Linked DNA regions of Homo sapiens: region 1 is linked to region 2. The links are chromatin contacts, found by Hi-C or POLR2A ChIA-PET in ENCODE. All regions are on one chromosome and are shown on one strand. The core of a region is the stretch at or near the end of the contact, and the rest is flanking DNA. Distances in the headings are between cores, read along the strand shown.

What was found. Hi-C counts contacts between places; a loop is a spot of excess contacts on that map. ChIA-PET counts read pairs that join two places held with the same protein, here RNA polymerase II (POLR2A).
Region 1: a map of sciatic nerve shows a loop between it and region 2 (12-fold over the local background). The contact joins two enhancer-like sites. A Hi-C loop is called at or near these places in 1 of 168 maps with a recorded cell type or tissue (sciatic nerve). POLR2A ChIA-PET finds 5 or more read pairs at or near these places in 1 of 52 experiments (T-cell).

What each region holds. Positions count from the first base shown.
Region 1 is chr20:57,680,490-57,687,525 of GRCh38, reverse strand. All of the region lies in intron 1 of PMEPA1 (prostate transmembrane protein, androgen induced 1), which reads left to right. Among named protein-coding and RNA genes, the nearest start is that of PMEPA1, 26 kb to the left of the region's middle. RefSeq lists enhancers at 5,060-5,560, 5,870-5,919, 6,010-6,069, 6,480-6,589, 6,970-7,036 and 1 more and a silencer at 5,488-5,651. Within about 2 kb of position 5,403, at least 10 of the 41 ENCODE cell types and tissues checked have a DNase peak (open chromatin) inside an H3K27ac peak, as active enhancers do.
Region 2 is chr20:57,174,850-57,181,224 of GRCh38, reverse strand. It overlaps BMP7 (bone morphogenetic protein 7), which reads left to right. Exons shown (of 7, transcript NM_001719.3): 5 at 6,218-6,294. Among named protein-coding and RNA genes, the nearest start is that of BMP7-AS1, 36 kb to the left of the region's middle. Within about 2 kb of position 1,889, at least 2 of the 41 ENCODE cell types and tissues checked have a DNase peak (open chromatin) inside an H3K27ac peak, as active enhancers do.

The sequences.
Region 1 (7,036 bases), core at 4,154-6,653, 500 kb before region 2:
GAGAAGGAGTGTGGCAATTGATTAGTAATGTCAGTCGTGGTTGCCAGACCAGGGAGTGGCTGTAGGTATGTGTAGGGGAAGTCACACATGCAAAAAGCACCTGGGTTCTTTCCTGACCTGGTTGGGTTGCTCTGGGCAAGTCATGTCCCCTCTGGCCTTGGGGTCCCTCTGTTAAATGGCAGGGCTGAGTCAGTGGCTTCTGGGTCACTTCACTGATGTGCTATCTTGCGGAGCCTTGGACCAGCCCCAGGCACAGGTGCCCCAGGCACAGGAGATCACCTGGAGAAGAAGGAAGTCGCTCAGTTGAACCCCTTAACGGAAAAAGAACATTGCTCCACATCTTGAACTCATTCCTCCGCGTTGGCAGATCGGTTCTAGAACCTACACATCCACGTCTGGGGCAGAACCAGAGGCTGTGCCCACAGACGGCAGAGCTTGTGGGCTGCTTGCTGCAAGAGGAGCGAAGATTAGGAACAGTCGTTTAAAAGCAATTATTAAAAATGAGAGTGCGGAAACCAAAAACAGAAATGGGGGAAAACTCTGCAGTCCTCTGACATAGCCCATCACCCTTTTGGGAGGCTGCTGTAAGGAGCAGCTGGAGAAGTCCTCTGGGTGTATCTCCCTGGTGCACTGTCCTTCCCACGGGATTAGTGTAGACAGCTGTTTTTGGTGGGGATCCTAAGCCTGACCATGGTTTTGTTTGTGGGGTGTTCACTGCGGGTCCAGCACTGAGCTCCACTCTTTGGTGTGCACTGTCATCTCCTCTTCATTGCATGGGATTGAGGCAGGTACTTCTGGTCACTCCATCTCACAGGTGAGGGCCTTGAGGCCCAGAGAGGGGGAAGGAGCCTGCCCAGGGCCTCGCTGTTGAAAGAGGCCGGTGGATGCCGTGTTAGTGGCTGGTTAGTGGGTTTAATGCACAAGGGCATTTAATCCTCACAACAGCTCTTTAGGACAGGTGGTTGAGACCCCATTTCACAGCAGGGTAAACTGAGGCTCAGGGAGGTGACTTCCCTTGGACCACACAGCCTGAAGGTGGTGGAGATGGGCTTTGTCTGGTTCCAGCGTCTGGGCTTTACAACATTTGAGAGAGAAAAAGGAAGGAAGGGAGGACAGGAAGGAAAGACAGAGGAAGGAGAGCAGACCAGTCTCATATAGAAGCTGCCATGAGCAGGGCAGGCATGGAAAGGAAGTGACCGCTTGGCCGGCACCCCATCAGAGAAAGGTCGCTGGAGTGAATGAGCCCTCACTGGGCATCTGGCAGGCAGCAGGTCTTTCTCTAGATTGGAAGCTGACAGTCCCAGGGGAAGAAACTAGTTCCCCCATTTAGGAGAACCACCCCTGTCCGGCTGCCCCGGAGTGTAACCTGAAGGAGAGGTCAGCGCACGGCTTGTGTTGAGGCTCTGGGAGCTCCTGGATGCTGTTCTTCCTCCCTTGGAACCTTGGCTGCATGGAGGCCCACTCCCCAGTTTAGAGGGTGTTTGGGTGTCACCCTGAGTGTGTCCCCGGGCCACACCCTTGCAGCCAGCCCACCTCCAACCCTGTCTTTCTTTCCTGGGAAGGGAGGGTGACTCATTTTATAGTGACCCTTTGTATGAGAAGGGCTAAAATGCAAAGTTGGAGGTGAGACCAGATTCCTCTCCTCTTGGTTCTGGTCCACCCGGAGCAGGTGGAAACAAGTTCTCCCCCATGCATTTTCATGTAACCTTTTTTTGCCACACGCCCCCTTTAAGTGAACAGTGCTACAACAAAATTGCTGCTACTAGGTGTTAGAGACATCTTAGCAGGCGCCTTCCCAGAACAAGAAGAGCCAGAATTATTTGCTGGGCGGCCACGTACAGTCCTATTTTAAGAGCGACCTGGAGGGCAGCCCAATCACAGATGATGGTTTCTAGTTCTCTGGAGCAGCCAGCCCCCTCCCCCCAGCCAGTCCACCAGCAGACCCCAAACCAGACCGATAACTTAGCATTTTCATTTAAGTCCATCTGACAAATCGTTTTAGGCCGAGAAAGCAATACTGCATCTTTAAATGGCTACTTTGTCAGCGCGTCTCTGTGCGCTGTAAAAAGTCCTTTGTTATCTGTGTCTAGACAGCACGCCAGCGGAATATTTGGTCTGCGTGAGGGGAGAGAGATCTGACAAGGTTGAATTCATTTACCGGCTTATTTAAAGCGGGATTTCAAAACACTTGCTCATAAACTGTTTTCGGCCCAGACTCCCCGGCCTCCTCCTAGCCCACACTGGCTTTTCTTGCTTTTATAATTTTTCACCTGCTCGGGCAGTTAGCTGGAGGTTGCAGCCGGGTGGGTACCCTGGCGAGGAGAGTGACTGCGGCTTGCAGCTTTTTTCTTTTTTTAATTGTCCTCTTTATGACTGTCTAGACGTTCTGCAGATGCACGTTCTCGGGGGAAATGGCTTTTCCCTCTGGTTACAGTACTTGGGAGGGTTGCAGACGGCACCCCCTCCAACCGTTTGACCACCCAGCCCCCTTTCTAAAACCCCTCAGCCATTCTTCCTCTCCTTAAATGAAGGCACTTTGCCTCCTGGCAGCATCTTTGTGTTTATAACACATTTACTTGACTGTGCTAATTTTATACCATCATCGAAAAAGGAAAAGTGACATTCCAGGTTTTCTTCTCTCTGAGGGGTGGGCAGAGACCCCCCCCTCCCAGCTCCTCCCCACAACTTCCCCCATTTCTTCTTACAGCTCCTCCTTTTGTGGCAATGTTTTGTTTTGTGGCATGCCTACATGCCTAGACAAATAAAACACCAGAGGTTGGCTTCTTAAGGATGAAAATATCAGGGCTAGTTGAATGCGTCCGAGGTTTTAGTTCTGCCAAATAGATGCATTAATTAACCTCATTGCCATAGCGACTAGGTCATTGTTACCGCAGTGAAAAACTGGCAAGCTATGGGGGTGGAGGGTCTCCCGGGCCCCCCAATCACCCATCACCCGCCCAACAGGAACCGGTGCAGAGGCCAAATAGGCATCGTCCTGCCAGCAACCAGAAAGTGGTCCCACTTTGGCTCCTTCAGACTCTGCAGTGGGTGGTGGGGGCGGTTCTCAGAGCCCCCCTCCTTCTTAGGCAGCTACACAGCCCAGTGGACTTGGGAAATTCAGTTGACTTCCAGGCCCGCTACATGTTCAGGTCAGGAGGGAAGCAGGCTTCCGAGTTCCCTTCTGGAGCGAGGGCTGCGGGGTGGAGAGAAGTCACCCTGCCCCCCTCCCAGCTAGACCCCTAACTCCCCGACCCCCACCCGTGAAAACTATTGTCATTACCATTGACCTGCTGCAAAGCCATAAATTTCCACCCGCCTCCCCTCCCGCAGTCATCAATCTGCCCTCCGGTTTTTACTTGGTAGGGGGCACAAAAGCTGGGGAGGGGGAGTCAGGCGTGGGCAGCTGACCAGATGTCTCCTGGGATCCCTAAACTGCGTCTCATTTCTGCCAGATGAAGCGAGTCTAACCTATCAGCCTACTTGACTGCGGTGTTGCGGAGCCGGGGGTGGGGCGTGGTGGGACATTTCGTCTGCAGGAGATAGAGAAGGACATCCCATAACACTCCAGGTTTCTTGGCCAGATCTTTTTATTTCTACCCCCAAAACAGACAGCCCACAGGCAGGAGTGGTCTGTTGAGCAGCTACTCCCATTGTGCCCCGCATGGGTTTATGATGGACTTTGTGCAGGTGGCTGGACAGTGTGCTTCGGAGGCCGAGAACTCCAAGAACTCTGAGAGCTGCTGGGCTCTAGTCCTTCCCTCTTGGTGGCAGCCTGGAAGCCTGTAAATTTCCCCGCGGAGTGGGGAAGTGGGGTGACTGTGCTTGTAATATTTCAAGTTATACAGTCATTCGGGGGTTCTTTCTGCTCTCTCATAATTACAGCATCTTTAAGAAGAAATATCAACATGAAGTATTTTCAGGGGAAGAGACTTTTAAAAGAAACACACACACACACACACACACACACACACGCACACAGGCCAGAACACCACCACCGAGTTAGTATAGTAATGCAAGTTCGTAATGCATGCAGGGCTGCTCGCTCCAGGAAGCTCCCAAGCAGGAATGTTCCTGAAGGATGGGCTATTAAATATTGGATCCTCAGGCTGGCAGATGCGTCTGCGCTGTAATTGGGTCTTTCCTGGAGTAATTAAAGGAAAATGATTATATTAACCCAAGTCACCAGGCCAGCATGGCATAGAGAACTGAATGGCAACAGTATTGATGTTTCCCTCCAAAAACTGGCCTCTCTCAGCACATCAAAAACGCACCCTTGGCTTGAGTTTAGGGAGCTTTCCTTTCTTTGCACTTTTTATAATTGATCGCGTGTCTCCTGGCCTTCTTTTTCTTTTTAAAAAGCAGTGGGGGATATCCGTGCCCTCTAACGTGAGCAGCCTCTACCTGCTCAGGGAGATCTGAGCTTAAGGACAAGTGTGGCGTAAATGCCCCCGGAGACTGCGGCGTGAGAGATGACATTGAAAAAGGTCTGGCTTTTAGAGCTCAAACCTGGGAGGCTTGGACTCTTTTTTCTTCTTCTTCTCCTTTTCTGAAGAGTTGGAGAAGCCGGAGTTTCAAGACCGTCTTGGTGTGCTGCCTTATTTAGGAGGCGAGCTGCTGCTCATTTGTCAGGCAAAACAGATGTGGTGGGGAGACAACATCTATTTTCATAATTCGAAACAAATCTGGCGAGCCGCCTTCCTTTTCAGCGGGGCCTGCTCATGCAGAAAGCCCAGCTCCCAGGCAGCATCTAGCAGAAATATTTATAGCTCATCCATTGAACTTTCCTTCCTCCAGGAGGAGTTGGTTTCTGCTGGCGATGGGGACACAGACTTGACAGGGAGTGGGTGCTGTTTCAGGGATTTTTTTTAAATCAAAAACTGGAGGAGTGTGGGTCACAGCCAGCGACGCAGCTGTGCCTCTCCTTCTCGTGTCCTTTCGTCTTCCAGGTGTGGGGCGGTGGGCACGGGAGCCTGCTCTGTAGCATTCAGCAGCCTCTTTACTGGGAGGGCAGTTAAAGGCTGACTTTGAAACTCCTCTGGGCCGGCGCCTAGGACCCCGACACTCCAGGGAGACCCAGAACCTGGGCCCCTAGTTACCAGTGACTTTGTGCTTAGGTATGCAAGGGCAGCGGGCTGTCATTTCCCCATTTTATGGATGAAACCACCGAGGCTCAGAGAACAGCTTGCCCAAGGTCACACAGGGAACCGCTGGTGGAGCTGGTCCCCCGCTCTGAGCACCATTCACACTCAGCTCAAGCCTTCATTCCCACTGGGAGCCTTTGCTACGCCGTCACCTCCCATCGAAGGTAGCTGTGTCTGTCTGTGTGTAATAGTGACCTAAGGAAGGAGGACAGACCCGGTATTTGGGCGAATCACCCATCTTCTGTTCATTTATCCAGTAGGTGAGCTCCTTCCCTGTGCCACTGGAGATGGGAGGACCTGGTGAATGGAACAGGCCTGAGCCTGCCCTCAGGGAGCTACTAGTCTGGTGCAGATGGGAAACAGAGTCAGATACTGAACGGAGGAGGAGATTCGACAGTGTCACATGACTGTGCCTGGGGGCTGCTTTATTGGTCTGAGAGGGTCTCTCAGCAGGGCTGACCTTGTGCTGAGAATGAGGGATGAGAAGGAGTCAGCGGTGGGAAGACCTTGGGGGGAGTACCTCAGGCAGAGAGGAGAAGCCGAGAGGGTGAGGTCTGCTAAGCTAGGTGTGGTGGCCATGTCCAGTTCCCAGCTGGCCGTGTCACCTTGAGGGGGGACTGACCAGGTTGCAGTTCCTTCTTCTGTAAAATGAGGGGGTGACTAAAGCGTACACAAGTTCTGATTCTGGGAAAACCACAGAGAATCGAGTTTTGTAAGGTGCTGCCAGCAGGGGAGGAGGTGGAGGGTACGTGGAGAGCTCTATTATTGCTTACAGAATTGAACGTGAAACGACAATGGTTGCTAAATTAAAAAGTTGGTTATTTTAAGCAGTGAAAGGTCTGGGAGGGCCGTTCCCTTCTTGATGCTGGGACCACCCTTGTAAGAGGCAGCGCCACACCATCCTCACGGTCGTCTCAGGCAGGGGACACCCTAGAGAGGTCTCTCGCTGTCACCCGCAGATGGCAGAAGTGGGACTGGCTCCGGGGCAACCCCTGGTTGCCTCGCACAGGGCTCCCTCCCTGGCAGGAAGGAGGCCCATGCAGGGTGAGGGTGCCCTCAGGAGCTCAGGCAGGCGGCAGGTTTGGAGGGACGGGGGTTCCCAGTGGCAGTGATGGAGGGGTGTTTCTCATTCCCCACTGCCGTGATTCCATGCAAGTGGATGGAGCGTGCTGGAGAGGTCAGGAAGGAGCATGGGCGCCTGCCTCACCCCTGCCCCACCAGCACTCAGGCAGGCCTCACAAATCACAATGGGCCCTGTCCCTGGTAGCACCCAGGGTTGATGAATGGGGACTCCCAGGCCCTGGGGCACTTGGAAATCCCTCATGCAAAAGGTGGAAACTAGAAGTTGTCCTGCAGATTGACATTCTCAGAACTCCTTCCCTCCCTTCCTCACTGACCCGGCCCCGACCCGTGGGATGATTTTCATTCTCCTGCCTCCAGAGAAGGACCTGTGCTTACGTCCTCACGCAGACTGCTCTCCGCCACTTTCCCTCACCCATGTATTCATTTCACAAGCATTTACGAAGTGCCTCCTGTGTGTCTGGCATGGTGGTTGGTGCCAGTGTGCGTTGATCGGTGATCAAGGTGGTTGCGACTCCAGCCTACAGAAATGTACAATCCAAGTGTGAAATGAACAACTGCCCTTTCCTAAGCGTTTGCTTTCAAAGCAGATGTTTTTAGACTAAGTTGTTGTTATTCTTCAAACCGGTTGTGTGTGGTTTCAGTCCCTGCTTCTGTCTTCACATTGAGGCCTAATTAGGAATCAGCTGTTGCCTAGCTAATGTTTATTGAGCAAGCACTATGCACCCGGCACTGTGCCTGAGATATTCACTATCATCTGATTTAATCCAGAGTTTCTCGACCTTGGTGCTGACGTTTGGGCTCAATAATTCTTT
Region 2 (6,375 bases), core at 640-3,139:
CCTCCTCAGAGTGCTTCCCTCATCCTGCTAAGGAGCTGGGACACAACCATCTGGGGGCCGGCTCAGGAGTTGCAGCCTTCTTGGCTCCAGGTTGATCACAAGGCAGAAAAAGGTCTGAGGTGCAAACCTGCCCTGCCACCATGTGGGAAGCTATTAGCTGCTTATCACCTCCGGGGCCTGCGGTTGGTCCCAGGAAGCACCCAAGGGGAGCAAGGGGCTATTGAGAAAGGTCCTGGCGAGGGGATAGCAGCAGCCCCACCCCCAAATTAACCCTCTAGTGCCAATAGCTTCTTCCTCCTTACCTAGCCTAGCTTGAAATTTATGTTCATTTTACTTTTCAAGGGAGAAGGCAGGTCAGTGGGGTTGGTGGCCTTTTTAAGACAAGGCTTCCTGACCCCTGGCGGGTGTCCTGGGGCCCCCGGATGGACCTCAGTGGGTCTGTGTGGCCCAGAGTGTGTAGGGATTCCGTATATTTTCTTTTCTGACAGTGGATCCATTTTTCCAGGTTTCTCAAAGGGGTCTTTGATCTCCCAAGTCAAAAACCAACCAAATTCCTTCATTTGTATTCGAAGCCTCTTTTATGCTGGACTCTTGAAGGCTAGGATTCAATGTCGAACACCCACACAAAGGCTGCCCTTGGGGGTGTTAATTTAGGACAGGAAGGAGGGGGTTGCCATTCACATCCATACATAGTAACAGACCCAGAGTCAGGGTGGTGCCTAGGGAACGCAGCCCATCCCGAGGGCTGCAGACAACATTTCGTGGCGAGCGAGCTGAGAGCTCTGGGTCCAGTGGGTGCCCACGAGGCCAGGCTGGTCCGGAGAGGATGCTCTGGGCTGTGGGACCTGCAGGGGCAGAGGCCTGTGCTGTGGGGTTTCCTGGCGCCTTTGGGGAGTGGGGAGGAGGCTGTGGGGGCTGAAGCAGGGGAGGGGAGTGAGGGTGGGCGGGTCAGGCATTCTCTTGGGAGTCACGTCTTGAGTTTGAACTTCATGCCAAGCATGTTCAGAAGTCTTTGCAGAGATTCAAGCTGTGGTGTGGGGTGCAGGTGATAAGATCATTCTGGCTGCTCTAAGAAAGGTGAGGAACAGGGTGGGTGCCGAGGGGGTGCTCAGAGGCCGGAGACTCCTTAGAGGATGTGGCAGATCATCCAGGCAGGAAGTGTAGGCAAACTGCATCCCGGCAGAGACTTCCGTGTCTTGGAGCTCCATCGGGTGCACCTGGGTAATGAGGGGGAGAGGAACTAGGCATCGCGGGCTTAGAATTCACTCTGATTTTCCCCACCGCCTCCTCATCAAAGCCCCACCAAGTCTCCATTTACACAGCCCCCAGGACGGGGCTCTCACTGTTTCCCGTGGCAGAAATTCATTGCTGGGAACCTGCCTCCTTCCCGCGGATGGCTCGTGGCCCTGTTTGCAGCTCTTCTAAAACCTGCCTGGAAGTTAAGAAAAAAATAAAATAAAAATACCGAGGCCTGGGCCCCACCCTAGGCTTAGGCCAGAGTCCTTGAGTGTGAGTGTGTACGCCTGTGTGCCTGCCCCTTTGAATCGCTCGTCCCCCCGGTTTTGGGCTGGAGCCCTGCCGTGGAGCCACACAAGTTGAATCTCTCGGCAGCCCTGTGTGTGCTGGGGCGGGGGCACATGCTCCGGCACGCTACCCCACGCGGAGCTCGCTTTCCTGCCCGCCAGCCCCCTCCCCCGGGGCTTCACGTGCTCTTCAGATGGTGCGGTTTGGGGTTGAGAAACTGGGTCCCTGCACTTCCTTCTCCCCACCCACGTTTGGACCCAGCTCCCTGGTAAGCAGCCGCCTTTGCCAGATGACCCGTGGAGGCGGGAGCTGAGCCTAAGCACCAGTCCTGACTTGTCTGCGGCCCAAGCAGGGGGTTGAGGAGGTGGATGAATCCCGGTGCTGGCGTCAGGGCTGTCTCCTGCTCACTTTCTGTTGCTTGGGGGCGGGTGGGGCAGGCTTGGACGGACAGGGGAGCTGGGAGTCCCTCCTTCGTTTCCTTTCCTTGTTTTCCTGCTAATAAGTCCTAAGGATACACAGGAGCTCCGGCCACTTTCTGCTGGGACAGCCGTGATCAAAGAGCCCTGGAAGCACAGAGCAGGGTCTGGAGTCCCTGGTGGCAGGGCCAGTGCCCACGCCTCACTCGTACACCATAACTAGCTTCATGAGCTGTGCTCGGCCTTGGTCTGTTTGGCCTTGGGTTTGAACTAAGTTATGCCAAATGTCGTGGCTTTACTTTAAGACAGGGTTGGGGAAAGTAGCACTCAGGCCACTCCTTGTCCCTTCTGTGCTCATGACAGACATTGCTAATAGATCATGGCCTCTCCTGTGCTCATGACAGACATTGCTAATAGATCATGGGACTTCCTTCTGACGGAGCCTGAACACAGCTTCAGAATCCTCCTTGACTCAGGACACCAAGGAGTCAGCAATGTCCCTGGCTCGAGCTAGCAGCTTCACCTGACACATCCCTGAGCTGAGGGGATGTTCCTTCTCCTCCACCCTGCCTTCTACCCCCCCACAGGGAAGAGGGAGGAGGCTCGTGGAGGGGCATGGCTACCTGTGGCCCTGGGCATTGCCACAGCCATGAAGGCCATCTTAGGTTTCTGCTTGGCATCGTGTGCTCTAGAGGGCAGGCTGTAGAGTCCAGCTGTTTGGGCTCCTCCCAGATGGTTCCTTGACCTTGACCTTCCTGTGTTGAGGACACCCTGGCCCTGGGGAGGTTCCTGCTGCCCCAGAGCTGGTTCTCTCTCTCCCAGCCCTGCTACTCCCCCACGGAGGGTGGGGACCAGGGGCCTCTGGGCTCCCCCTGGCTGCCTCCATCCACTCTGAGCACCCCCTTGCAGCATTGAGCCTTGGGGCTGGTTCCAGCCACGCAGATCTTCCCTCCGCCCACACTGTCTGCTGACCCAGGCCCCAGCTTCCTCATTCCTTGCCAGGCTCAGTGCCTGCCTCTGATCCTCTATCCGATGCTACTCCAGCGGCCTCAGACATGGAGGGCGCCTCGTCCCCACTGCTCAGCATCGTCATGCAGGAATGCCTCGCCCTTGGATGCCTCCCCACCCTCCTATCTCACTTCCTTTTGGTTCTTACCCACATGTCACCTCCTCAGAAGAGCGCCTGCTGGCACCCGCGGCAGCATGCCCGCTCACTCCAGCTTCTCCTGCCTTGTTTTCCTCTGTAGCCCTCATCTCCATGTAAGTCATGTGCACTCACTTATCTATGACCCGCCTCTCGTTCTGGAAAAGCCCCTGAGTGGCAGGGCTTTGCTGTCTTACACCTGGGACTCATCTCATGCCTGCACACCAGGAAGCAGCCCCTAGCAATGGCTGAATGAATGAGTGACTCCACAAGGCATGCAGGCCGCGAGGGCAGGGCACCCAGGGGCAAGCGCTCCTGCCCCAAAGCCTGGAGCCCACCAGCCCCGCCCCAGCCTTCAGCAAGTTCACTTCACCGAAAGTCTCAAGTGTCTCCTCAGGAATCACACATGTGATTCGGTTATAATCAATTAAATGTAATTTCGTTATTGGTGTGCATATCTTTCCACATTGCTTTTCTGAACTGTAGATAAATTTTATATCTGTATAAATAGATATATTCAAAAATGGCATTTTGGGAGGCCAAGGCGGGTGGATTACCTGAGGTCAGGAGTTTGTGACCAGCCTGGCCAACATGGTGAAACCCCGTCTCTACTAAAAATACAAAAATTAGCTGGGCATGGTGATGAGTGCCTATAGTCTCAGCTACTCAGGAGGCTGAGGCAGGAGAATTGCTTGAACCCAGGAGGCAGAGGTTGCAGTGAGCCAAGATTGCACCACTGTACTCCAGCCTGGGCAACAGAGCAAGACTCTGTCTCAAAAAAAAAATTGCTGATGAAAATAAAAGCAGCCTGCTTTTCAGTCCCCAGCAGGGAGCATGGTGCTCCTGTCTCAGCCTGAGCCTTGGAGGCCAGTTCCTGACTCCTGTGCTCTCCATGCTGTTCTCCTCTCTCCTGCCTCCTTCCTCCTCAACCCTCTTCTTTCTCCTTTCTGCTTTCCACTCTTGGCTTGCTGCTTCTAGCCCATTTCATTCCACAATTGTTCTCAGCCATGGGGTAGCTAAGGCACACTGAAGGTTTCCAGGACCAACAGAATGTCCAGTCTGTGTCTGAGGAGGTGTCCTAATTTGCAGTGTGTGGTCCATGGGAGGCTAGCTTACTGCACCACTCCTGTCCCACCCATTTTACAGATGAAGAAAGTAAGGCTTAGGGAAGGGAGTTCGGCGATGTCCTTCTTATCTTACCATTTCTCATTATCCTAGAAGCTATGCAGATAGAATTCTCATGAATCAGAGAAAAGCCAAAAATTGAGTGGTGTTCCACTCTTTGACATATACCCTAATGGCATGTAGTGGGTGTGGAGGAAAGAGCCATGCATTCAAACAGTTAACAGGTGTGTGTGTGTGTGTGTGTGTGTGTGTGTGTGTGTGTGTGAATGGAGAATGTGCGTAGTTTCAAATTTCCCTAACAAGTGGGCTAGAAGAAGAAGAAGAAAATATGAAACTGCCATGAACACTCAAGCCTACCCCAGGAGTTATAGGAGCTCTCTTCATTTTGCAAACCAGGAGTCCAAGATCTAGGAGAGCTGGGGTTTGACTCCAGAGCTAGAGCAGTCCCCAAGACCTGGTCTTGACTCACGAGTTAGACTCCACTCAGAGGCTGACTGTGCTCCAGGGTCTACACCTCTAAGGGCGACACCTGGGCTCAAGCAGACTGCCGTTTTCTATATGGGATGAGCCTTCACAGGGCAGCCAGTTGGGATGGGTTGAGGTTTGGCTGTAGACATCAGAAACCCAAGTCAAATGCGCTTCAACCAGTAGAAAATTCACCAGCCCGCAGAGCTAAGGTTGGGTGGACATTAGGGTTGGTTGATCCAGGAGCTCAACAGTGTCCTCTGAGCCCCAGCTCCTTCTGCCCCACCCCACCATCTTCAGTGCTGCTTCCTCTCAAGGCCACAGCTGTAGTTGGCCAGGGGGGCTTCATTATTTTTTGCTCCTGGGCAGTAGGAGGAAGAGAATGAATGTCTCTCCATGGGTCTTTCTTAGGAATGTGGGAACTTTTTCCAGAAGTCTCTATGTCTTTTAGTTTGTGTTGGGTCACTTGCCCTTCCTGAACCACTTCCTGACTCCTGGACAGGATGTGCACTGATGAGCTTAGCTTTGGGGATCTAATAGTGACTTTACAAAGCCTCTTTGAGAAGGTGACATTGGAACCAAGGCTTGAGCCAGACACAACAAAGATTGCAGGGAGGGGCATTGCAGGTGGAGGAAACGGCACATGCAAGAGCCCTGCGGTGGGAGTGAGCTTGGTGTTTGGTCAATCAGTTGTCAGAGCACACCGGGCCTGTGGGCCACAGGCACAGCCTGGGCCCTGCTCTGAGTATGACAGAGAGCCCCTGGGAAGTTGTAGGTGGAGGAAAGACAGGTCATGACTAGGAAAAAAGCAATCCCTCTGTTGTGGGGTGGAAGGAAGGTTGCAGTGTGTGTGAGAGAGAGACAAGACAGACAGACAGACACTTCTGCAATGTTTACAAGTGCTCAGGCCCTGACCCGAATGCTTCCAAATTTACGTAGTTCTGGAAAACCCCCTGTATCATTTTCACTACTCAAAGAAACCTCGGGAGTGTTTTCTTCTGAAAGGTCATCAGGTTTTGACTCTCTGCTGTCTCATTTCTTCTTGCTGGTGGTGGTGATGGTTGCTTGTCCCAGGCCCTGTCCCGCATCCTCTTGCCCCTGCAGAGGGATGAGTGTGTTGGGGCCTCACGAGTTGAGGTTGTTCATAAGCAGATCTCTTTGAGCAGGGTGCCTGCAGTGGCCTTGTGTGAGGTGGATGGGGTTTGATTCCCTTATGGAATCCAGGCAGATGTCAGCATTTAAACAACACACGTGTATAAAAGAAACCAGTGTCCGCAGAAGGTTCCAGAAAGTATTATGGGATAAGACTACATGAGAGAGGAATGGGGCATTGGCACCTCCCTTAGTAGGGCCTTTGCTGGGGGTAGAAATGAGTTTTAAGGCAGTTAGACCCTCGAACTGGCTTTTGAATCGGGAAATTTACCCCCCAGCCGTCTGTGCTTCATTGCTGTTCACATCACTGCCTAAGATGGAGGGAACTTTGATGTGTGTGTGTTTCTTTCTCCTCACTGGGCTCTGCTTCTTCACTTCCTTGTCAATGCAGAGAACAGCAGCAGCGACCAGAGGCAGGCCTGTAAGAAGCACGAGCTGTATGTCAGCTTCCGAGACCTGGGCTGGCAGGTAAGGGGCTGGCTGGGTCTGTCTTGGGTGTGGGCCCTCTGGCGTGGGCTCCCACGAGGCAGCGGGTCTGTGCTCAGTCTT